Regions from separate parts of the Homo sapiens genome. Here all the other regions are linked to region 1. Evidence: chromatin contacts called from ENCODE Hi-C or POLR2A ChIA-PET data. All regions are on one chromosome and are shown on one strand. Each heading gives the region's core, a stretch centred on a gene start or an enhancer-like site at or near the end of the contact. The rest is flanking DNA. Distances are from core to core; before and after follow the strand shown. Region 1 holds the start of TSPYL1 (TSPY like 1). Region 2 holds the start of SERINC1 (serine incorporator 1). Region 3 holds the start of CDK19 (cyclin dependent kinase 19).

Region 1 (4,205 bases), core at 577-3,076:
TCCTTTATTTAACATTTTAATAATCTATGGGATACTGTGTAAGGTAGTGTGCTAGGCACTCGATAAACAGAGGGAAACGAAACCATGATCATGTCCTCTTGCAGTTTACAGTCTCCTCAGATATCGTTTGTGGTATGTTTAGGCTTTAATTTTGTCTTTCTGTGCATTTGCCTAAGTATATTTCTGGTCTTGATATTGAAAGACAGATTCAAGCTGTAATACATCACAGCTGTTGGGCAGGAACTCACGGGAAGCCATGAGCAAGGTAGAAGGGGCTGCTATTAGAAACAACTTGAGGCACCCATAGATGCAACCAAACCTTAATCCAAGGTGTATTCATTTCATATTGCTTCTGTAACAAATTACCACAAATTTAATAGCTTAAAATGCACAAATTTATTTTCTTATAGTGCTGGAGTTTAGAGGTAATAACCTCAAGGTGTTGTCATTCCTTTGGAGGCTCTAGGATTGAATCTATTTCCTTACCTTTCAAGCTTCTAGAGGCTGCCTTTATTCCTACGATCCTGGCTCCTTCCTCCATCTTCAAAGCCAGCAACATAGCGATTTCCCTTTCCTCCCTCCCACACCTATTCTCCACCATTCCTTCCCTCTCTCTGTGCTTTCGTCCTCTTATCTTCTCTGACTGACCCTCCTGCCTCCTTCTTATAAGAAATTTGTAATTCCATAGGGCCCACCTGTATAATCCAGAATCATCTTCTCATCTCCAAATCTTTAACTTAATCATATCTGCGAAGTCCCTTTGGCCGCATAACTAAGACAGGTACATCTTTGAGGGCCATCAGGCTACTACCACACAAAGCAAATTAAGTAGAAAATAACGTTTGCCTCTTTTATACCTTGAGTCCACCAGCTGCATGTTGCCCTTTGCAAGTTTGTTTTCTACTTCAAGGCCATCTTAGTTGTCCATTTTAACTAGCCTTTCCTCACAAAATGGTGGTATGTGGCTCCCCCCACTGATATTTCTCTGAGGCCTTGTAGCTCTCTAAGACAGCACCAGTTTAACTCACAAGTCAACAAACTGGAACACTTCAACCAGAGACATTGACATCCCCCTCTAATGAACTCAGCTGATTGCTAAAGACAGATGCTTCGTTAGAGCCAAACATTCCTATCTTACATAACTAAATATGATAATAAATTAAGTTCTTGGGGCTGGAAATAGTTATAATTTCCTCTTTCTTGCAGTGAAAAGGCATGGAACATTTAGCAAACTGATCCTGGCTTAATTTCTACCGATACTATGCAGCACAAACTCTTATTTGATGCAGATTATAAATCGAAAATTAGCAATGAATACTATGCATCGCTTTAGTGGTAAGAGGCTGCTGAGTAGCTTTTTTTCCCCAGTAACCGTAGAGGCAAGAATTGATATTTTTATGTCACTTTTACTAAGAAGGGGGGAAACATTTTGCTATTAATCTTAAAGAGAAGTCTTTTGCTGCTAGTTACGTGGAGTAACAGGGAATAGATTTACCTTCCTGCCTCAAAAAAGTGAAGACCAGAAAAACATTTGTTTTCAGACACTGGAGAGCAGGCACTGTTACGGCTGTGATTTTACAACTGCTCCTACATGCTGGGAGCAGTCGCTAGATGCATCTCAAGGTGGGTCGTCCGCGCTTCCAGACTCAGCACAATCGACATTTATTTACGTAGGTAAAATTACTGTTGCTATGGGTAAATTCACAGAAATAAAGCCCAGAGAATCCGGTTGGCTGGCAGGGAGCGGCGGAACCAATCCCGGGCTCAGCAAGTTCTCGCGATACCGTGAGATCTCCAGTCCTGACGACACCGCCGCTGAAATGTTAGTGAGACTGTAGGGTGGGCGGTGCGAGCGGCGGTTAGCTCCCAGTTCGGCCTCTGAGGAAAACGGGCGTTCGCCTGCGGTTGGTCCGACTGTTAGCAACATGAGCGGCCTGGATGGGGTCAAGAGGACCACTCCCCTCCAAACCCACAGCATCATTATTTCTGACCAAGTCCCGAGCGACCAGGACGCACACCAGTACCTGAGGCTCCGCGACCAAAGCGAGGCGACACAGGTGATGGCGGAGCCGGGTGAGGGAGGCTCGGAGACCGTCGCGCTCCCGCCTCCACCGCCTTCAGAGGAGGGGGGCGTACCCCAGGATGCCGCGGGCCGTGGCGGTACTCCCCAGATCCGAGTTGTTGGGGGTCGCGGTCATGTGGCGATCAAAGCCGGGCAGGAAGAGGGCCAGCCTCCCGCCGAAGGCCTGGCAGCCGCTTCTGTGGTGATGGCAGCCGACCGCAGCCTGAAAAAGGGCGTTCAGGGTGGAGAGAAGGCCCTAGAAATCTGTGGCGCCCAGAGATCCGCGTCTGAGCTGACGGCGGGGGCGGAGGCTGAGGCGGAGGAGGTGAAGACAGGAAAGTGCGCCACCGTCTCAGCAGCCGTGGCTGAGAGGGAGAGCGCTGAGGTGGTGAAGGAAGGCCTGGCGGAGAAGGAGGTAATGGAGGAGCAGATGGAGGTAGAGGAGCAGCCGCCAGAAGGTGAAGAAATAGAAGTGGCGGAGGAGGATAGATTGGAGGAGGAGGCGAGGGAGGAAGAAGGGCCCTGGCCTTTGCATGAGGCTCTCCGCATGGACCCTCTGGAGGCCATCCAGCTGGAACTGGACACTGTGAATGCTCAGGCCGACAGGGCCTTCCAACAGCTGGAGCACAAGTTTGGGCGGATGCGTCGACACTACCTGGAGCGGAGGAACTACATCATTCAGAATATCCCGGGCTTCTGGATGACTGCTTTTCGAAACCACCCCCAGTTGTCCGCCATGATTAGGGGCCAAGATGCAGAGATGTTAAGGTACATAACCAATTTAGAGGTGAAGGAACTCAGACACCCTAGAACCGGTTGCAAGTTCAAGTTCTTCTTTAGAAGAAACCCCTACTTCAGAAACAAGCTGATTGTCAAGGAATATGAGGTAAGATCCTCCGGCCGAGTGGTGTCTCTTTCTACTCCAATTATATGGCGCAGGGGGCATGAACCCCAGTCCTTCATTCGCAGAAACCAAGACCTCATCTGCAGCTTCTTCACTTGGTTTTCAGACCACAGCCTTCCAGAGTCCGACAAAATTGCTGAGATTATTAAAGAGGATCTGTGGCCAAATCCACTGCAATACTACCTGTTGCGTGAAGGAGTCCGTAGAGCCCGACGTCGCCCGCTAAGGGAGCCTGTAGAGATCCCCAGGCCCTTTGGGTTCCAGTCTGGTTAACATTTGCCCTTGGGAATACTCCTGCACAAGGTCTCCTACCACCTTCTGCTGGACCTGTGCTTGGGCATCAGCAATGAGTATGCCTTCTATTGTGCTTTGTTTTTGCTGACTTTTCTGCACCCTGTTTCCTTTGGATATTCAGTTCTCTCAACCTCAAGATTGAGACGGTGGTGGGTATGCTTCTCCACTTCCATATGACCTTCATGCTGTTCTGGAATATCACATGCTACGAGGTCATCCTTCACACTACTTGTAAGCCAAGCAAATGATACTGTAGATTGTACTGCCTTTATCTGCACTGCTTGGACCCTGTTTATTCCCAGGGCCTCTGAACTGGTTGCTGTCACTTGGATTTCTAGCTTTGGGAGCCTGTTCCACCTACTCAGCTCTGCATTGAGCAGTATGGGCACATGCCCTGTGGACAGTTACTGGACGTTAATGAACTCAGAGGAGAAAAGCAGTGAGCCACTTGTTCTGTGTGATTTATGGTACTTCATTGCTCTTCCTTCACCTCTAGTCACTTTCTATTGCTACCTGCCCTACATTGGCTCCTGCCAAGGTCCCTCTCTCTCCCTGTTTTCCTTTTTTTTTTTTTTTTTTTTTTTTTTGAGACGGAGGACGGAGTCTTGCTCTGTCGCCCAGGTTGGAGTGCAGTGGCGCGATCTCGGCTCACTGCAACCTCCACCTCCCGGGTTCAAGCGATTCTCCTGCCTCAGCCTCCCGAGTAGCTGGGACTACAGGCGCGCGCCGCCACGCCCGGCTAATTTTTATATTTTTAGTAGAGACGGGGTTTCACCATGCTGGCCAGGCTGGTCTCGAACCCCGATCTCGTGATCCGCCCTCCTTAGCCTCCCAATCCTCTCTTAAAAAAGTGATAGCTCAGAAACATTTGTAAAAGCAAGGTTTTTATTTCATTTTGGCTCTGTCATTTTCAGAGGCAAAGAAGTTGGCCTGTAAAATAGAGTG
Region 2 (4,205 bases), core at 895-3,394, 6.2 Mb before region 1:
ATGTTGGCCAGGCTGGTCTGGAACTCCTGACCTCAGGTGATCTGCCCGCCTCAGCCACCTAAAGTGCTAAGATAATGGGTGTGAGCCACCATGCTCAGCTAGATAGAATGTTTTTTACTAACGTACTTACTTAGACTAATTTGAATTTTGGCATTGTAAGTTATACGTGTGCTACAGGAAGTCACCTGGAGAAATGGGTGCTCCTACTAATAGCTGGTATATATTGAGAAAACTATGCTTTGAGCTGTGTTTGGGTTGAAATTTGAAAAAGTCATCATTTCAATTTTCTTTCATAGTTGGCAAAGAGAAAAATGAGACTGGTGTCGAAGACTCTTCTAACGAATAAAATAGTCTATATATACTGTCGTGTCCAATTAATGTTGTATATATAATAACTTAAGTGAGCAAATTCCACTCCACATAGCCTACAGGTTAAATAAAAGTAAATTTTTTTTAATGTATTTCAAGGCCAAGTGTTACATTCCAGAAAGATTAATATGACTTTTGTATTTAACTCTGAATATCTCAGGTGAAAAAACTCTATTGAATAGTGCAAGAACTTATGAATATCTCAGAAACCCTCTTAAATGGAGCAAGAGACAAGAATCTGTGCAAATTTAAATTTTAAGAGACCCATTCTCCATTTGGCTAATAAACATATTCTTTACGACCTTAAAGTTACTCACATATAAGTGTTTTTTGTCTCCTTCTCTGGTACTTTGAAAAGTTTAAGGACTTGAGATACTAGGATTCTCTTCTCCCATAAATAACGTATTAAGTTTAGCATAATTAAAAATATTGTTAGGTTTGTAATTTCCATTTCCACTATTCTTTTTTTTTGAGACGGAGTCTCGCTCTGCAGCCCAGGCTGGAGTGCAGTGGCCCAATCTCGGCTCACTGCAACCTCTGCCTCCCGGGTTCAAGCAGTTCTCCTGCCTCGCCTCCCGAGTAGCTGGGATTACATGCGCGTGCCACCATGCCCGGCTAATTTTTTGTATTTTTAGTAGAGATGGGGTTTCACCATGCTGGCCAGGCTGGTCTTGAACTCCTGGCCTTGTGACCCGCCTGCCTCAGCCTCCCAAAGTTCTGGGATTACAAGCATTTCCACAATTCTTTAAACCTTATGGATGCTCTATTATAATACTTTGCTTTAAGAGTGGTCTACAAAACCACAGATAAGGCAAAGAAGAATAAAGCAAGATTGTCCCTTAGTGGTTACAATAACTAGGAGTAGGGATTCTGACATTCTTCCAGATTCTTAGGTGTTTACCCCACCTCGACCCATGCAATTTTTGTAGATTTTACAACACTTTCTTATTATTAGTTATGGGAATGACTATTTCAAGTTTGAGCTGTTTCCCAGAATATTTTCAAGAACAAATAACTCTAAAAAAATAACTGGAACTTTTATAGGAATGCATTCCCTGCAGATGTGCATCATCACCTAATATGCAAGGGTTCCACATGCCTCAACAGCTCATGACATTCGAAATCAATGTTTGAGTTTGATAATGTCTTATCTAACTAATTAAAAATAATTTTAACGTGCAAATTTCTTGTAACATCTTAATAGCATAAGAAATTAAAATATAAGTCAATAGCAAACAGAAATGATACAGAGAAACTGAAGCACACAGATGAATATAAATATCCCAATAAAACTTGTTCCGGGCAGCGGGCTGCAGGAATACGTTGCAAACGCAAGAGCAAAACAGGATGCAAACGTGGGAAAAATGGGAAATAAGTGGAGTTAGGACGGACAAAGACTGAGAAAGAGGAAGCAATCCCCTAAAAAGCAGAGAGGTTCCTCAGATGAAGGAGGGCAAAACGTCAACCACCACCTCAGCTCTGTTCTCTACTAATGCCCAAATGCAAGTGCATGGTAGGTAAAGGTGGGTTTTGCTCACACCGTTTTCTTAATTTGGCAAACTACGGTCAGATCCACATTAGCCGTTAAGTTTCCAGCCAGCAGTCCTTGAGAAATTCTCCAGGAAAGAAGACAGCCGTGTCGTCTAGTGACGCGCATGCGCAGTCTCAGCGCTGCGCGCTCCGTGTTTTATCCTACCCAGGCCTGGAAGGAAGTGACGCGAGGCTGAGGGGCGGGTTGCGCTGTGCGTCCGGAAGTGTCTCGCAGATAGTAAATAATCTCGGAAAGGCGAGAAAGAAGCTGTCTCCATCTTGTCTGTATCCGCTGCTCTTGTGACGTTGTGGAGATGGGGAGCGTCCTGGGGCTGTGCTCCATGGCGAGCTGGGTAAGGTGCTTTTTGCGGCCTCTGGGGTGCTAGTGTGAGAGACCAAAGAGAAGGCGATCCGAGCCGGGGCTGGGTGAGCCCGGCGGGAATGTGGTGCCCCACCCAACAGGGAGTGCCCTCTCTGTCCCCGTTTTCTTCCCGTCTCCTCTCGTCACTCAGACTCAGCTTCAGAGCTTTGGGTCTTGCGAAGAACTGATCACTGGCCGTAAGGTTTAGTGGCGATGGGAAGATGACTCAAATTGAGGAAGAGAACTAGAATAGGGCCCCTCCCCCACCCCTGCTTCGTGAACGCTGTCTCCCATTCTTTGAGGTCCCTTTTCGTGGTTTTGTTTGTATCTGCGCAGGCCATCTCTACAAAGGTCTTTGCCCCTTTCCTTCGGTGGGGTACCCACTCTGTTGTCATCTCTTTCCTGGCGACCTCAGACTGCCGCACTGTCGTTCCTGGATTCATGTCGCCCTCTTTGTTCAGTGGCGCAGATTATGATTAAAAAGTGCCTGTCGTCATTTGGAACCGCCTGGCAGTAATGCTAATGTAGTAATATTGTTTTTGAAACAAATAGTCATAGCTCTGCCGTAACTGTTTGAAGTGTCAATTTCAGATTTCAACTTAAAATTGAAATTTCAGATGACACACGCATGCCTTGTGCCTAATGACAATTTTGTCTTTAGGCACAAAACATGCGTGTGTCATCTGAAATTTCATGCTTAATTAGCTGTACATTGCATTTTCATTAAAGAGTTGTTAGAGTAAAACTATTTTCAGTATAGTGGCAAGACTTTGGTCCGTGTGGCACAAATTTCAGTTTATTTAAGATAATCTCTGCCCCCTCCAAAATAGTAGGCAAAACATTGGCAGTGCAGTTAATAAAGATATTTGTAATTTTAGGCGAGGTATTTGGACTCAAATCACTTTTCTTTAGTCTGGAATTTGTTAATTCTGTTTCTAACAATTGCTTTTCTGACTTCCCAAATGATTCCGTTATATATACTCTTAAAGGTTTTGATATGTCTTGAACTAAAAATGTTGAATTTTAATCAAATAATAATGTGGGGATTGTTACTCCAGCCAGTCTGTTCTTTTGATTATATGGTATTTCTTCTTGCACGGAAGCCTGGAATATTTTATCTCAAGATATTAGAGAGTTTAATTATTGACTTTTATACAAAAGAGGCATATTTAGTGTGATAAACAGTTTTGAAAACTGATAATTGATTATCATATAAGATTGTTTTCATCGGTTTTTTATTGGAAGATGTTATGCAATTCAATTTGTAATGTCGTATCTTGTCCAGTTATGAAGTGGGCGTGCTGTAGTTTTTTGTATATAATAGAGATTTAAAAGATGAGATACATGTTTTCCCTTTTACAAAATAGATCGCCACCTTTATTGATTAGAAGAATGTCCGTGATAAAATTGACCCTGCCTTTTAGTTTCTGTGTTAATAGCGAAGTACATTAAAAAGGTAGAAGCAGTGAGGCAGTTTTTTAGAGATGGGGGTCTAAGTGTATTGGCCGGGCTGAAGTGCAGGGGATGGTCGTAGTGAACTGCAGCCTGGAACTGCTGGGCTTAAGTGTAACCTCAGCCTCCCAGGTAGCTGGTACTACAGGCAGGTGCTACCGTGCTCAGTTTGGAATTTATTTTATTGTTTGCAGTTTCAGTAATCTTTTTCCCTTTTCTTCCTTGTGCCTCTGTCTCTATTCATTAATTGTTTGATTTTACTGCAGGCCAATAGTCATTGAAGGGGACCATCTCTTCCACATTCTTAACAGTTAATGTGCTCATTTACTTAGAGGTTTTGATGAAATTAAAATTTATTCAGCTTTTCAAAAGTAACACTCAGAGCCTGCTGCAGTGGCTCACGCCTGTAATCCCAGCACTTGGGAGGATGAGGTGGATGGATCACTTGATGTCAGGAGTGGGAGACCGCCTGGTCAATATGGTGAAACCCCGT
Region 3 (4,205 bases), core at 990-3,489, 5.5 Mb after region 1:
AAAAGACTAATTTTTTTCCTGCTATCTCCAGCAGTTATTATAGTGCATGGCAACAAGAGCAACTGAGATTTTTCTTGATTAAAGATACCATTTTTTTTTGAGTCGGGGTCTTGCTCTGTTGCCCAGGCTGGAGTGCAGTGGCATGGTCTCAGCTCACTGCAACTTCTGCCTCCCGGGTTCAAGGGATTCTCCTGCCTCAGCCTCCCGAGTAAATGGGACTACAGACACATGCTACCACACCTGGCTAATTTTTGCATTTTTAATAAGAGGCAGGGTTTCACTGTCTTGGCCAGGCTGGTCTTGAACTCCAGACCTCGTGATCCACCCGCCTTGGCCTCCCAAAGTGCTGGGATTACAGGTGTGAGCCACTGCACCCAGCCTGAAGAGACTCAAGGTCTAAGGAAGTTTTCCAGGAGTGGGTGATGTAGCAAATAAGGTAAATCATTCCCCCTCCCACTAGTTTTCCAAGTTTCTTTCAAAACCTAGCAGGCAGTTCACTATTCTTTCCTTATCTACCACTTTGGGTAGAATTGACAATTCCCTTCTTTGTCCTCCTAATGAATGTGTTATGTCCTATCCTAGCACCAATCATGTTTAAGTGTGTATCCCAAACATTTGGGACATTAGGCTCACCATTACAGGGGAGGAAACCCTCTTAGGTTCTTCAGCTGGTCTATAAACTAAATTGATACCAGTCAGGTTAACAGGAGAAAAAGTTTTAATTACGTATGTATGCACAAGAGTCCCACAAAATATGAGACTCAAAGAAGGGCCAGATGTTTGACACTTATATTACATCCTGACCTCAAAAAGGAAGTGGGGCCCGGCATGGTGGCACGGACCTGTAATCCCAGCTACTCAGGAGTCTGAGGCAGGAGGATCCTTGAGCTCAGGAGTTGGACGCCAGCCTGGGCAACACAGCAAGGCCAGTCTCTTCAAAACAAAAGTGGGGTTTGGGGCTTCCAGGAGTGGTGGAGACAAGTTAAGAGAGGATAAGAGGAAAAAATGTCTAAGGTGAATAAAGGTTGACTTTTATGCAGATAAAAGTATCTCAGATGATACAAGTTGACTAGCAGCAGCTCTCTTTCTGGTAAGATTCCTTTAATTACGAAAATTTCCTTTAGAAATGTAAATTTCTCTTTACAAAGGAAGAGTTATTCTTTATTTTAGGCAGTAGTGGGATAAGTGAAGCATTTTCCTGTGTTGGCTGGATCTTAATTTATTTTGCTAAAAGACATCAATATGCCAGAGTGGCGTATTTTGGGGTGGCATATTCTGGACTCCTTCAGTTATAATTTGGGGTAGTGTGTCCTGAGCCCCAACACAATGAAATCAATCAACGTTCACCCTAACTAAAGGGGCTTTCTTAAACATTCTAGAACCTCACATCATGCATAGACCATAAAAAATCCTTTACAATTCAACCCAAAGGATCGTAAACGCGGCTTCCTCCAGGCACTTTTAATTGTCCTTAGACAGATGGCCAAAGCCTGGTTATGGGAACCGCATATGCTAAGAGAAAGCTGACTACAGCGCCAAGAAAATGATGATTGGCTGCTGGGGCTCAGAAGTTGCATGTTCTCCTCTGGCCAAGGCAGGCTCTAGGAAACTGCTGAAGGTTCAGTTTTTGAAATACGGTTTTTGCATCGTAAAGAAAAAAGATCAACCTATCAGGAAGAACCGAGCACATCCAATCACCAATCAAGAGCGGGAAAGAAGCCAAAGCCTGGGGATACCCACGCACCAACGAGGACGTCATTCTCCAGCCCCCGCCAATGAGCAGCGGGACGGGGGGCGGGGCAATAGGCGGACCCACTGCCCTAGAAAAGAAACAAGCTGCGGTACAACTGTCCTCACCAGCCCTCGCCTCCCGAGTCACTGCAGCCAACCCTTCAGCAAGGTGCTGATTTAATGCTTTCCATACTCTCTGCGTGGGGCTAGTTACAGTGAAGTATCCCCTTCCCACTAGAGTAAGGCACTTCTTTCCAGTGTCTCCCCGAGAACCGCAGAAAGCACACTGGAACTTCGAGCTTTCTACCTTCACAGGAACCGGGAGCCGTGCGCTACCTGAGGGGGAGGGGCGGCCCTGGTACGCAGGCGCGCATGCTTTGTGGGGGCGAGGCTGTGGTGGCCCGAGGTAACCTGGGAGCTGTATTTCTTACGCCGGCAAAACCGCCCAGGCCGCTGAGGCCTTCGCGACTTCATTTCCCAGGAGCCTCCGCGACCATGGGGCGGGCCAGTGAGTTCGCTAATGAGCTCGAGGAAGCCACGGCGCGGCCCACCAGGTTCCAAAACAAGGAAATGAAGGAGGGAGGCGGGACTGGGGGTGCCTGCGGGAGCCGCCGCCGCCGTCGCGGAGGAGGAGGAGGAAGAGGTGGAGGAGGTGGCTGCTGTGGCCGCCGAGGAGTCCCTTGCTGAAGGCGGACCGCGGAGCGGCGGGCGGCGGGCGGCGCGCGCGCGCGCGCGAGAGGCGGCTGTTGGAGAAGTGGAGCGGCGGTCGCGGGGGGAGGAGGAGGAGGGACTGAGCGGCGGCGGCCCCCGCGTCCCGTGCCTCTATGGGGGAAGCAGACAATGGATTATGATTTCAAGGCGAAGCTGGCGGCGGAGCGGGAGCGGGTGGAGGATTTGTTTGAGTACGAAGGGTGCAAAGTGGGACGCGGCACCTACGGTCACGTCTACAAGGCGAGGCGGAAAGATGGGTAAGAGCAGGGGCGGGAGGAGTAGGCTCGCTCGGGTCCTCGCCCTGCCCGCGACCTGGCGGGATGGGTGGGTCGGATCCCAGTCGGGCCGTGCCCGAGGGGCGAGGCGGAGGGGGTCGCGGGGTTGCGTCCGGACACCGACTCCGAGGGGCGCCCGTTCCGCCCGCCTCCCCCGCGCGGCCCCGTCGCGTACCTCGAACTCCCGCGGCGCAGCCCGGTCCGAGGCGTCGGTCCCGTCCCAGAGGGGCGCCCTCCGAGTGCTCGGAGACGGCGGGGGGACTCGAGTTGGGACCGCGGTGGAGGAGGAGTTTGTGGGGTCTAGTCTCTTGGGGGAACGCAGCGGGCAGGCAGAGCTCCGCTGCGGAGTTGCCGCTCCGGCCCTGGGTAGTGACGGTCGTTGTGGAACTTCCAATCGGCTGAGCGCCTCGCGGGGGCGGCGGTTTGAAACCTCGCCGGGGAGCCTGTCGGGCGAACGCGGCCTGGGGTCCTCGCCAGCCCCACGGCTCTGACCCGCTGGGCACCGCCGCCCCCAGCAGCGATCTCCGCCCTTCGGGCTGGCCGGCCCGTTGGCTTCTCTATGCAGTCCTCCCATCCCTGTTGTATGCCCGGCGTCCCGGGTTTCTCATTCTCACATTCTGAATTGCGTACCTTCCCCCTTCGAAGGAGACCTGATGGGCTAGCTGCGTTTCGCAAGCGGCAACTTAAGAGTTGGCTGAATTCTCTGCTACCCACCCTTTACCTTGCAGCCCCTTGGGTATCTTGGGTATTATGTCCTCCACTCCATCCTCTGCCAGATGACTGTGGGCTGGGGCTTATGGAGTACCTATATTATCAAGAACGGAATACGAAGTGACAGAGCTGGGCCTGAACCTTTGTTTTCCTAGGAGTTGAGGGAGAACTGTAGGAACACCTTGGGAAGCCTTTACTGGTTGTCCTCTTAAGAAGAGCTGGATAATGTACTGAGAATACCTGTCCTTTCTTGGTCCTGGAGGGCAGACAGCAGCTACAGCAGGACTGGTGGAACCAGCTTCCTGGCAGGAATTACCCTCCCCCAAAGCTAGGGACCCAGGAAGATGCCCTGTCCAGCATAGACTTTAAAGAGAGTCAAACTCTACGGAAGAGGATTGTAACGGACCATTTCTGAATAAAGTGATGATCAGCCACAATGACATTAGTAAAATTTGAAGTGCCGCTTATCTTTGTGCGTGCTGTTATAATTTGATGTGGTTGGTATATGAACTCTAGGACTAAAGTACGTTGTGTGCGTATGCACTAACTTCATAAAACAACTCTATTATAAAGTGTTTTGTCATAAGGTATCGTGAAAATTGCAAAGTGCTATCCAAGTGTAAAGGATTATTATTATTGCAGAATTTTTTTTTTCTTTTGTAACTGAACAGGCCTTAAGGTACTCAGTTGTTTCTCATAATTCCTTTAATTACCAGGTGTCCTTGAATGCTTATCATGGAATGTGAGATACTATAATTAACATATTTTGGTTTTGGA

The links. Hi-C counts contacts between places; a loop is a spot of excess contacts on that map. ChIA-PET counts read pairs that join two places held with the same protein, here RNA polymerase II (POLR2A). Pooled maps may share reads with other maps.
Region 2: a map of naive thymus-derived CD4-positive, alpha-beta T cell shows a loop between it and region 1 (12-fold over the local background). The contact joins the promoter of SERINC1 here to the promoter of TSPYL1 in region 1. A Hi-C loop is called at or near these places in 2 of 168 maps with a recorded cell type or tissue (both naive thymus-derived CD4-positive, alpha-beta T cell) and 6 of 50 pooled maps. POLR2A ChIA-PET finds 5 or more read pairs at or near these places in 1 of 52 experiments (naive thymus-derived CD4-positive, alpha-beta T cell).
Region 3: a loop to region 1 is called in a pooled map, with 21 times the contacts of the local background. The contact joins the promoter of CDK19 here to the promoter of TSPYL1 in region 1. A Hi-C loop is called at or near these places in 6 of 50 pooled maps. POLR2A ChIA-PET finds 5 or more read pairs at or near these places in 2 of 52 experiments (CD4-positive, alpha-beta T cell and naive thymus-derived CD4-positive, alpha-beta T cell).

Annotation. Positions count from the first base shown.
Region 1 is chr6:116,277,551-116,281,755 of GRCh38, reverse strand. It overlaps TSPYL1 (TSPY like 1), which reads left to right and starts at 1,826. Exons shown (of 1, transcript NM_003309.4): 1 at 1,826-4,205. The coding sequence starts at 1,926. The coding sequence ends at 3,239. It also overlaps a transcript of DSE not described here. RefSeq lists enhancers at 1,833-1,892, 2,123-2,392, 2,413-2,462.
Region 2 is chr6:122,469,746-122,473,950 of GRCh38, reverse strand. SERINC1 (serine incorporator 1) reads left to right here and starts at 2,144. Exons shown (of 10, transcript NM_020755.4): 1 at 2,144-2,252. The coding sequence starts at 2,214. It also overlaps a transcript of PKIB not described here. RefSeq lists enhancers at 1,985-2,044, 2,095-2,494.
Region 3 is chr6:110,813,503-110,817,707 of GRCh38, reverse strand. CDK19 (cyclin dependent kinase 19) reads left to right here and starts at 2,239. Exons shown (of 13, transcript NM_015076.5): 1 at 2,239-2,699. The coding sequence starts at 2,572. It also overlaps a transcript of AMD1 not described here. RefSeq lists enhancers at 1,939-2,018, 2,592-3,144, 3,379-3,488 and a silencer at 2,659-2,968.